Regions from separate parts of the Homo sapiens genome. Here regions 2 and 3 are each linked to region 1. A link is a contact called in ENCODE Hi-C or POLR2A ChIA-PET data. All regions are on one chromosome and are shown on one strand. The core of a region is the stretch at or near the end of the contact, and the rest is flanking DNA. Distances in the headings are between cores, read along the strand shown.

Region 1 (3,487 bases), core at 437-2,936:
CTCCCTGTGGGAGTGCACGTTCAGGCATCCATGTCCCCGTTCTCCTGTGGGGGTGCACCTGCAGGCGTCCGTGTCCCCGTCCTCCCGTGGGGGTGCACCTGCAGGCGTCCGTGTCACCGTCCCCCCCGTGGGGGTGCACCTGCAGGCGTCCGTGTCCCCGTCCTCCCCGTGGGGTGCACCTGCAGGCGTCCGTGTCCCCATCCCCCCGTGGGGGTGCACCTGCAGGCGTCCGTGTCCCCGTCCCCCCCGTGGGGGTGCACCTGCAGGCGTCCGTGTCCCCGTCCCCCCGTGGGGGTGCACCTGCAGGCGTCTGTGTCCCCGTCCCCCCCGTGGGGGTGCACCTGTAGGCGTCCGTGTCCCCGTCCTCCCCGTGGGGGTGCACCTGCAGGCATCCATGTCTCCGTCCTCCCCGTGGGGTGCACCTGCAGGCGTCCGTGTCCCCGTCCCCCCGTGGGGGTGCACCTGCAGGCGTCCGTGTCCCCATCCCCCGTGGGACGCACCTGTAGGCGTCCGTTTTAAATACTAGCTATGTCTATTGTTTTTTGTGTTTTAAAAACTCCAATTCTATGTTGGTTAGATTTTCTTAGTCTTTCTAACCCTTTTCACTTCTTTCATTATATAATTTCTATTTTCCTTTCTTCAGTGTCCCTTATTAAATTTTTAATTAAAATCATTTTCTCTTAAGGATTTTGTAATTTAGTCTTCATTTTTCATATATTTTGTTCCTTTTTTTTTTTTTTTTTTTTGAGACAGGGTCTCACTCTGTTCCTGAGGCTGGAGTGCAGTGGCTCACTCACTACAACCTCTGCCTCCCAGGTTCAAGCAATCCTTGTACCTCAGCCTCCTGAGTAGCTGAGACTACAGGTGCACACAACCATGCCCAGCTACTTTTTTCCTATTTTTGGTAGAGACTGGTTTCGACATGTTGCCCAGGCTGGTCTCGAACTCCTGGGCTCAAGCAATCCACCCCCCCGACCTCAGCCTTCCAAAGTGCTGAGATTAAAGGCATGAGCCACCACACCCAACCAATTTTGTCTCTTCTTAAAATTTCTTTTTTTAGTTAAATCGATCCAATTTTATATAAAAGCTTTATTGAGGTATAATTCACATGCCATACAATTCACCTATTAAAATGTGCAATTCAATTTTTTTTTAGCAAATTTATAGGGCTGTACAATCACCAGTCACCACTACCATCTAATGTTAGGAAGTTGTCATCCCCCAAAAAACACTTCCTGCACCCAGGGGCGCACCTCATCTAACAGCCACCTGCCAGCCCTAGCCAAGCACTAATGCACTTTCTTCAATGCTCTAGACCCACCCCATTAGGGTCCAGTTTTGCACTTAGTCCTTGAATTTCTGATTCAAGATGGGTCTCCGCCACCTCCCCGCATATCCCACCCTGTAGCCTGAAACACTGGTGGAGGGTGTGGAATTTATCTTGGTGGGTTATTTACAGGGGTCTCTGTTTCCTGGTTTGGGGTTTGTTGCTATTGTAGAGGGAGAGGCTGAATTTTTATCCATGGAAGTGTTGCCAGTTTTTAGTTTTCTCTGCTGGACTTCATGTCCCTGCGTTCCGCGGACTCCAATCGCTGGGCCCTGGCTCGAGCTCTCCCCCTTCTGTCCCCGCGTGGTGACTGCTGCTTCCTCCTGGAGGTTCGCGCTGGGGATGGGGCTCTAGAGAAGGGCGGGTGGCGCTGGGGACGAGCCCTGGGGAAGGAAGCGCGTCCCTGACTCGGCTTCCTTTTGCCTCAGGATCCGAGTCTCCACAGCCTCTGGCCCGGCCTTCCTGGGAGTGGCTTTAGCTCACGCTTTTCTCCTCCAGGCAGTTCTGGGTGCTCCATCCCCCAAGGCTGCCCGAGGATGGTTCTGTGAGCAGATTGGGGCTGGGCGGCGGCCACACTTCCTCCACTCGGCTTCTTCCCTGATGCCTTTCTGGGTTGTGACCCCTCCCCCTCTCCCTGCGCCCCGCCAGGGGTCCTCCACACCACAGGGCAGTCCAGGCACCTGGAGGCTGATTGGGAAAAGCCTGGGGGAGGAGTGAGGCCATTTCGGGCCTCTCAGGTCTCAGCAGCAGCAATCAGGGGAGGGGAGAAAAATGGGACAGATCCTCTGCGTCCCCCTCCTCCCAGGGCAGAGGCACCACCCGGGAGCGGCTGTTGACTAAATTCTCACTTTACTGCCAGAAAATAAGAAAACCCCAAGGGTCGGGCTCTTCTGGTGATAGGAAGAGAGAAACCTTTTTTCTCTTCTTAAACCTGTAACATGTTGAGAGTTCCAGTGCTCTTTAGAGCTGCCTTTGAAGACACAGAAAATTAAAGAAAATACCTCAGTGACCCCTGCGAGGGTCCGTGTCCACCAGCACCCGCGGGAGCCTCCACCCTAAATCACCCGTGTGAGGGTCCGTGCCCACCAGCACCCACAGGAACCTCCACCCTAAATCACCCGTGTGAGGGTCCGTGTCCACCAGCACCCGCGGGAGCCTCCACCCTAAATCACCCGTGTGAGGGTCCGTGTCCACCAGCACCCGCGGGACCCTCCACCCTAAATCACCCGTGTGAGACAGCATGTGGGCTTCTGTGATTCCTTTGTCTTTATCTTATGGTGGATAAACTTTTAGCAGGGCTGACACATGATTTTGAGGTCTGTTCTTTGACTCAGCATCTTCTTACAAATCTTTCCATGTCATCGTGGTTTTTGTAAAAGGGATCGCCCTGGAGAGGCGGAGGTTAAACAGTGCCTTTTTTTTGGACGTGGAACCATAGCACTGCCTGTCTGTCCTGGGAGCAAACAGGCCAGCGGTTGGGCCGTGATAGTTTGGGGACTTTACTGACCTGCACTTGAAGTTTGTGTACCAGCCAAGGAGAGAAGAGGCTGGACTTGGTGATAGACTGGCCCTGCTGCTAGGCTCTCAGAAAACCTGCCCTTTCCTGGAGCAAAGGTGTCTCCGGGCGGCTGACCCAGGTGAGCTGCCGCAGAGAACCACGAGGAGACCAGACTCCACGCCCTGCTCCTCCCTCAGTTTTGTTTGAATTTAAGAAAGCGACAGGGGCCCGGCTCCACACAAGGCCCAGAGCCCTGGGCTGAGGATTGGGGTCACCCAGGAGAGGAGCAAGCAGAGGGCAGGGGCCACTGGGATCATGGGCCGGGGAAAGCAGGGCCCAGGTTCTCACAGGACAGAAAAGTCTGGTGGGAATGCCTGCAGAATGTTCTGGAGCAGAGTCCCACTGACATGGAGGGAGTGTTCGGGGATAAGCCCCGTGGGCTGAGGTTCAAGTTTCTGAGCTTGGACAAGTGAGCAGGGCTGGCACAGGCCCGGGGCTGCCTCCCCACTGCTGGGCTCCCCTGCCCGCAGCCCCACACGCCCACCCAGCACCACTGTCCTCTGCCCACAGTCGGCACTTTGAGTCCCTTGAGCTTCTGGGGCTGCAGCCACTGGCAGGAAAGGATGGGGACGGAGGCCGGACCAGCCATCCAGGAGCCGTGG
Region 2 (3,824 bases), core at 133-2,632, 190 kb after region 1:
AAGATCATGCTGTGCACATTAAAAGTCATAACGGTGCAAAGAAGATAAACACGGTACACGCACTGTGTATAAGAATTACCTATATATCTTTTTCCAACTTCTATGTTTCAAGATTTTCAACTTTTTTTTGAGACAGGGTCTTGCTCTGTTGTGCAGGCTGGAATGCAGTGGCGCAATCACAGCTCACTGAAACCTCAACCTTCTGGGCTCAAGCAATCCTCCCACCCAGCCTTCGGAATAGCTGGGACCACAGGTGCGTGCCACCACGCCACGCCAAGATTTCCAACTTTTCTGCATACAGCGTACCTCTTTTTTTTTTGAGATGGAGTCTTGCTCTGTTGCCCAGGCTGGAGTGCAATGGTGCGATCTCTGCTCACTGCAACCTCTGCCTCCTGGGCTCAAGCGATTGTCCTGCCTCAGCTTCCCAAGTATCTGGAATTAGAGGCACGCACCACCATGCCCAGCTAATTTTTTTGTATTTTTAGTGGAGACAGGGTTTCACCATGTTGGCCAGGCTGGTCTTGAACTCCTGACCTCAGGTGATCCACCCGCCTCAGCCTCCCAAAGTGCTGGGATTACAGGCATGAGCCACCGTGCCTGGCGAAAGGCATATCTATTAAAGGGGTTTTTTTTTAATTTTTTTATTATTATACTTTAAGTTTTAGGGTACATGTGCACATTGTGCAAGTTAGTTACATACGTATACATGTGCCATGCTGGTGTGCTGCACCCACTAACTCGTCATCTAGCATTAGGTATATCTCCCAATGCTATCCCTCCCCCCTCCCCCCACCCCACAACAGTCCCCAGAGTGTGATGTTCCCCTTCCTGTGGGTTTCTAAGGCAGCACTCAATCTGCATGTTCTAGCAACACTGTAACACCAAGCACCACCTACAGCGCTGTGGATGTTGGCAAGCTCAGTTAATCAAGGGAGACGGGTGCAGCTGTAGAGCCGCCAGTGATACAGGGAGAAGCATTCAATCCTGAGAGCAAAGTGGGCTAGAGCAGGCTGCTCCTCCCTGGAGAGCAGAAAACGAACCTGTACTGCAGACAAATGCTGGCACAGGACCCCTCGCAGCCCTGGCCTTACCTGAACAATCCTCACCAAAAAGGGGTCTGAGAAGTACAGGAAACTCAGAACCTGCGGTGAGTCTGGGAGGTGTCGAGGGAACCGGCCAAGCACCTGTAAGAGCTCTTCCACTGACGGCATCCGCCATTCTCAAACACTCTTGAGAATCAGTGTGCGAGAGTGTGCGAGACCAAGGGGGAGAAAGGCTCCACGGCACCGACGCCCCCAGGCACCACCTCTCCTGGATCCCAGGCTCAGGTGTTCTGCACGGAAACTGGCTCGGCCGAAAAGCACCTGCTCATCCCGGCACTAGGTGGCGCTGCGGTGTCTCGCCGGGAGTCCGCCCGGGATCCCGAGCCAGCGCGCTCTTTTCCCGGAGGACCCCACGGAGGGAGAAGTACTCAGATGGTGCCTCCTGGCCCACAGGCACCGCACTCCACAGAGCCAAGCTCGGCAAAAATCTACGCAACCCTCAGTACTGCTGCTAAGAAAAGTAAGAATAAAAGCAGATACTATTTCCCATTGAACGAAGTTGGCAAACATTCTTAAGGTTTGACCCAACTGGAAAAGACGGGGAAAGAACTTCCAACTTGTTCAGCCTCTCCAGTAATTGCATTCAGACCCTGAAAACGTGCGTTCCACTTGTAGAAACTCATCCCTAGAAATCAGTCAGAACGGTACACAATTTTACGTGGACTGTTTGCAATATTGAGTTTTAATACCAAATTGGGAGGGCAGCAGTCTAAATGTCCCACCACAAACGACAGGTAGACACACTCGGGTGGGGGGCAGCCCCCGCCCGGCCGCCGCTCCGTCTGGGAGGTGGGGGGTGCCTCTGCCCGGCCGCCAAGTCTGGGAAGTGAGGAGCCCCTCTGCCCGGCTGCCACCCCGTCTGGGAGGTGTACCCAACAGCTCATTGAGAACGGGCCATGATGACGATGGCGGTTTTGTCGAATAGAAAAGGGGGAAATGTGGGGAAAAGAAAGAGACATCAGTTTGTTACTGTGTCTGTGTAGAAAGAAGTAGACATAGGAGACTCGATTTTGTTCTGTACTAAGAAAAATTCTTCTGCCTTGGGATGCTGTTAATCTATAACCTTACCCCCAACTCCGTGCTCTCTGAAACATGTGCTGTGTCCACTCAGGGGTAAATGGATTAAGGGCGGTGCAAGATGTGCTTTGTTAAACAGATGCTTGAAGGCAGCATGCTCCTTAAGAGTCATCACCACTCCCTGATCTCAAGTACCCAGGGACAAAAACACTGCGGAAGGCCGCAGGGTCCTCTGCCTAGGAAAACCAGAGACCTTTGTTCACATGTTTATCTGCGACCTTCCCTCCACTATTGTCCTATGACCCTGCCAAATCCCCCTCTCTGAGAAACACCCAAGAATGATCAATAAATACTAAAAAAATTAAAAAAAAAAAAAAAAGACACACTCGGGCCAGGCGCGGTGGCTCACACCTGTAATCTCAGCACTTTGGGAGGCCGAGGTGGGCGGATCATGAGGTCAGGAGATGGAGACCATCCTGGCTAACACAGTGAAACCCCATCTCTACTGAAAATACAAAAAAAAATTAGCTGAGCATGGTGGCGGGCACCTGTAGTCCCAGCTACTCGGGAGGCTGAGGCAGGAGAATGGTGTGAAACCGGGAGGCAGAGCTTGCAGTGAGCCGAGATCGTGCCACTGCACTCCAGCCTGGGAGACAAAGTGAGACTCCATCTCAATTAAAAAAAAAAAAGAAAGAAAAAGAAAAGACACTCTCGCACCAGGTCATCTCGTTTTGGAAGAAGACAATGGCGCACCAGGCCCATCTCCTGGTCCGTGGTGCAAAGAATTGAGTGCAGCAACTGAGCCATGGACAGAGTTGGTGCCGCCCCGCGGGGAGACCATGGACAGAGTTGGCGCCACCCGGTAGGGAGACAGGGGCCATCACACCCCCATGGGATGAAAGCATTCAAAGGTTTTATTTTGTACTTCATGCTCTATTATCTAAATATATACAGATTACTTTAATAATTAGACGATCATCTTTTTATGTCCTTGACAAGACAGGAAGCAGCCTCTGCCCTCTCGGGAGGGGCCTCACCTGCTCCAGGGGACTCAGGCGTTCCTTCCTCAGCTCCAGGCTGTCACAAACCCCTCATCCAATGCCTCCAACTGCCCCACAAAGGAAGCTTCTCTCCTCCCACTTCTCTGGGAAAGAAGCTGTGCAAGTTGCAGCTACACACCCGAGTGAAGGTGACGCTGCATGAGGCACTGACCGTATTCCCAACCACAACCACCGAAAGGTTTTAGGACCAGCTTTCGACTTTCACTATTGCAGAGGGGGAAAATGTCAACTGTTCTGACTTAGTAAACTACATACATACTTAAAATCACATGTCATGTAAAATACTGATTAGAAATATTGCTTTCTTCCTTCTTGCATCTCATGAAACAGGTTCGCTCAGTCTATACACACATCCTTGGTATCTTTCCAACACCGCAGGCCTGCTGCGCTCAGCAGAGAAAACCACCTTCCCCTGTCTGGGGCACACGGGGGGTGCAGTTAATACAGGACGTTGGGGGATTTTCATCCCCAGTCACAGAGGCCCAACACCACCCATCATCTCCATGGGAGACGGCCCGAGATGTTTCTCATAACTGCCACCCCATCCCTGTGCAGGGGCTGCACCCCAGGGATGACAGCCACGCCTCTTCCAGACCTGCACTCCTGTCGATGGGCCTGTCAGGTGACCCCCACCAGCACCCCA
Region 3 (3,831 bases), core at 1,281-3,780, 240 kb before region 1:
AGGGCATGGAGGGTCAAGCCTACAAAATCCCCCAGTAGGTGATTAGGATAAGGTGAGCACTGGCCCTAGCTGACTCAGGCCAGCCCCCCAAGCAGCCAGACCACGTGAGAAGTGATGGCCACACAATGCTCTGGGTGTCTCAAGGAAAGTCCAAGAGCAGTGGCACTCCGGGCTGCATCCTTGGAGTAAGCACAGAGCAAGACCCCAGCATGCTTTGCAGACCCCGCCTTATGAGCCCTGCACCCCACTGCTCCGGGAGGGGTCAGCACCCCCATGCCAGGGCTGGTTTTCGGGGTGGGTGCCTGGACAATCTGAAGGACCTTTCGGCCACAAGGTGTTGAGAACTCTGCAGAGGATGCTGGGGATTAGCACAACAAGCTCTGCTCCTTCAGGCTGTGCGAGGCCTCATGAAAGCTCCTAAAAATCAGAGGAAGGGCCATGGCAGAGCCTGGGACAAGTGGGCAGCTCACAGAGGGGACTGGGTGCTTGCCATTAGCCCAGACTTCTCCCACTGCTCCTGCCTCAACTGCTACTGCCCGGAGTCTAAGCCCACTTTGTTGACAAGTACCCATTCTATAGAGAGCCTCGCCTAACTCCAGGTAGAGGCAGAAAAGTGTGTGTAGATCAAATGGCCCAGCTGGCAGCAGAGCCAAAAGTCATGCTTACTTGCTGGCCAGCCTTGCACAAGGCACCAAGGGTCACCTCTGCAGGCTTCAGATCCTGCCCTCTGTGAACAGTCAAAAAGAAGGTGTCAGAAGGAGCTAGAGGATGCAAGGGTGGCCAAGGGGCACAGAGGAGGGTCAGGTTACACTGGGAGGGAAGAGAGGCAGCCTTTGCATTCTCTAGGAGAAGCAGGGCGGGAGACTTTGGAGCCCAGCTCCCTGATGGGACATATGGGAACCTGCGGGGACAGGAGAGTGTCTTTGATAGGCGAGCCCAGTGCCTCTTACCTTCAGGAGGGCGCCTGAGCTGTGAAGTCTGCCCCTGTTGCTCAGAGATAGTTCCCTCCAGCAGGAAAACCTCTTTGAGGTGAGTTACGGCTTCTGGAGGCACAAGGATGGGCCGAGGTCACCAGGCCTTGCCTGTCCACCTTACCTACCCTGAAGTGCATGACCTTTCTTAGGGACAGAGCCTCTCTAGTTAATCTTAGAGCCTGGCCAGGAGCCCAGGATGGGGCAGCATGGGGCACAACACTTACTAGATGGTCAGGCGAGGGGAGCAACTGGGACCCTCCCCTCCAGTTCGAGCCATGTGTGTCATGTATGTGCATGTACATGTGTGTATGTAATGTGAAGTCAGATGTGTGTATGTGTGCATATGCAAGGACATGCTAATGTGTGTGTGCATGTACACGTGTGAATCTGTGCAAGCACATACAAGTGTGCATGGGCGTGGACATGTATGTGCATGCATGTGGAAGTAAGTGTACAGGTACAGTCTGAATCTGTGTGTGCACACACAAGTGTGCATGGGTGTGGGCATGTGTGTATGTGCATGCATGTGGAAGTGTGGAAGTGTACAGGTACAGTCTGAATCTGTGTGCACACATAAGTGTGCATGGGTGTGGGCATGTGTGTATGTGCATGCATGTGGACGTGTGTGAGTTGCCCTAGCACATGTTTGTACATATGCTTGTGTGCACCCATGCTAGGCTGCTCTCCCTCCTGGTTCTCTTTCAGGACAGGCCAAGTGAACCAGGGCGAGCTCTTCTCTCCCTCTGACGGCCCCTCCACAGGAGAGGGACCTGGGACCAAGGTTCCTTCAGCCATCAGACCCTAAGTCTCAGGGCACAGGGTCAGAAAGCTTCTAAGGACCCATGAAAATATAGAAACTGGGTGAAATTAACTCTTATTGGCCCGACATATGAAAAGAAAATTGCTTTTGAGCTTCCAGGAGATCTTCTCAGGTTTTGTTTTGGGGATTTCCTGGGAAGGGCATGTTTCCAAACAAGACTCTTGCCGTCTGCTCCCCCGGAGCTCCCCAACCAGCCAGGAGAGGCCACTGGCAGGGAAGAAGGTCCAGCCCAGCACAGACTCCCCAGGGAGGGCCCCAGCCCAGTGGAAGGACCATGGAAACCATGTCAGTCTCCCTCAGCGGCTGCCCTGGGTTGACATGTCCCCTTAGGGATCTCAGGCTCTCAACCCTCTAGTCAATTCTGAGCTGAGTTTTTCTGGAGCTTTATATTCAACTCTGACTTTGCTTCCCTTCACCTCTACTCCCCACCCTAGAAATAGAAACCTGAGGTCAGGAAGTGCTGAGGGTCCTTGGGTTTGGTGTCGGGGAAGACACCGTGCTGACTCGAACCCACTAGGCCTGGAGCCCAAAAGTCCCTTCTCTGTGACCTGCGACAAGCCTCTACAGCCACGTCTCCTTCCCTGTGGTAACCGAGTGACACCAATTGGCTCCCAGCCACCGCTGGGCCTCAGGCAGTTGCAGTGGCTTCGGCACTGGCTTTGCTGAGCCAGTGACAGCGACGGCACCTCCTGGATGTGAAATGTGCCAACACCCTGGCCTCGGGGACCGTACGGCGTGGTGTGAAATTTCTGTTTTAACGCTCCATGACCACATAGGTCTTGGCTTTTTATGAGTAAAGCAGAGACCGTGTTGTACCCAAGCTCTCTGGGTGGCACCCACAGCTTCCTCAGCGGGGTAACGGTGACGGGTGGACAACTGGCCCACAGGCAAACTGCACGTCCCCCACGGCGAGCATCTCTGAGCTGCACTGACCAGTTCAGGCCCATGCGTCACCGGCATTTTTCTGAGCCAGCTCCTCTGGTTCATGAGAAGGTCTGAATTCAAGAAATGAACGCCCAGCAATTAGCAATGTCCACAGAATCAAAGGAGCATGGTTTTAGTTGTCCTCCCAGGCAGCTTTGCCAGTCCGGGTATGAGGTAAAGCCAGAGGGACCCTGCCTCACCCACGCGCCCCAAGAGGGGTCCAAGGACCACCGACTGTCCCCACTTCCCTGGAACTGAGGATGAGGCTGATTCATGTGTTTCCTGTGACGGCCACGACATCATCATATCCGCTCGGAGAACTATTTTTAACTGATTTATGTATTTCTTGTATGAGGAAGACACCAACTTCTCCTTTAGTCAGTTTTACAGGAAAGTACTGCAGCTGTGCTCAGCTCAGCAATATTAATCGCCACAGAGCACCCTCCGAAGTCTTGCAAAAATTAATAAAGTTGGAAATATGAGTCAGGTTTGGATGCCACTCATTCTGAAAAAGAAGAAACTCAATAATAGTTACCTTCTCCTGTAGAATCAACGAGCCCAGTTTGCGAAAGAGCACCCTGTGTCTTTAAATTTCCGTGGCGTGCCCACAGAGGAAGGTGTTCCGACCTCTGCTGCCGCTGCAGCTCCGGGGCACTGACCACACAGAGCTGGTTTCTGCACTTGCATCGCTTGCCCGAGAGCTAGTCACCGCGGGCGTGGGCGAGGCTGCCAGGGGCCACCTGCCTGCCAGAGCCAGGGTGCCTATCTTTAAGGCCAGGGGCTCCTGAGGACACAGACACTTCCCTCCTCTTTCAGACAAGGACAAGCTCAGGGACATGGGTGGTTTGGGCTCAGGCTGACCGGGAAAGACACGTAGAAAGTTTGGTGTGCGCTCTGGGTTGTGGGGGCCCGGCGGGAGGGTGGGCTTCAGGATCCCGTCCCAGGACGCGTTCATTCAGCGGCACTCACACCCCCAGCACCTGCTCCCGGCGGGTGCCGAGGCTTCTTTCACTCTTCTTAGCATCTCCCCATCACTCACTTGACTCCAACCAACAGCCACTTATGTACCAGCTACGCGCCAGGTTGCTGAACAGCTCTGAGCAATTAAAGGGC

What was found. Hi-C counts contacts between places; a loop is a spot of excess contacts on that map. ChIA-PET counts read pairs that join two places held with the same protein, here RNA polymerase II (POLR2A). Pooled maps may share reads with other maps.
Region 2: a pooled map of heart right ventricle shows a loop between it and region 1 (6-fold over the local background). The contact joins two enhancer-like sites. A Hi-C loop is called at or near these places in 28 of 168 maps with a recorded cell type or tissue (A673, B cell, CD14-positive monocyte and 18 more), 27 of 37 single-sample maps with no recorded cell type and 37 of 50 pooled maps. POLR2A ChIA-PET finds 5 or more read pairs at or near these places in 2 of 52 experiments (CD8-positive, alpha-beta memory T cell and activated CD8-positive, alpha-beta memory T cell).
Region 3: a loop to region 1 is called in a pooled map, with 5 times the contacts of the local background. The contact joins two enhancer-like sites. A Hi-C loop is called at or near these places in 13 of 50 pooled maps. POLR2A ChIA-PET finds 5 or more read pairs at or near these places in 3 of 52 experiments (activated B cell, activated T-cell and activated naive CD8-positive, alpha-beta T cell).

The regions. Positions count from the first base shown.
Region 1 is chr17:82,961,515-82,965,001 of GRCh38, reverse strand. The region is part of intron 7 of QTGAL (queuosine-tRNA galactosyltransferase); the gene reads left to right. Among named protein-coding and RNA genes, the nearest start is that of QTGAL, 89 kb to the left of the region's middle. Within about 2 kb of position 1,686, at least 14 of the 41 ENCODE cell types and tissues checked have a DNase peak (open chromatin) inside an H3K27ac peak, as active enhancers do.
Region 2 is chr17:82,772,714-82,776,537 of GRCh38, reverse strand. The region is part of intron 6 of TBCD (tubulin folding cofactor D); the gene reads right to left. Among named protein-coding and RNA genes, the nearest start is that of TBCD, 23 kb to the right of the region's middle. Within about 2 kb of position 1,382, at least 4 of the 41 ENCODE cell types and tissues checked have a DNase peak (open chromatin) inside an H3K27ac peak, as active enhancers do.
Region 3 is chr17:83,199,195-83,203,025 of GRCh38, reverse strand. The region is part of intron 2 of LOC101929650 (a long non-coding RNA gene); the gene reads right to left. LOC105371948 (a long non-coding RNA gene) reads right to left here. Exons shown (of 3, transcript XR_933965.3): 3 at 3,040-3,223. Among named protein-coding and RNA genes, the nearest start is that of METRNL, 120 kb to the right of the region's middle. Within about 2 kb of position 2,530, at least 30 of the 41 ENCODE cell types and tissues checked have a DNase peak (open chromatin) inside an H3K27ac peak, as active enhancers do.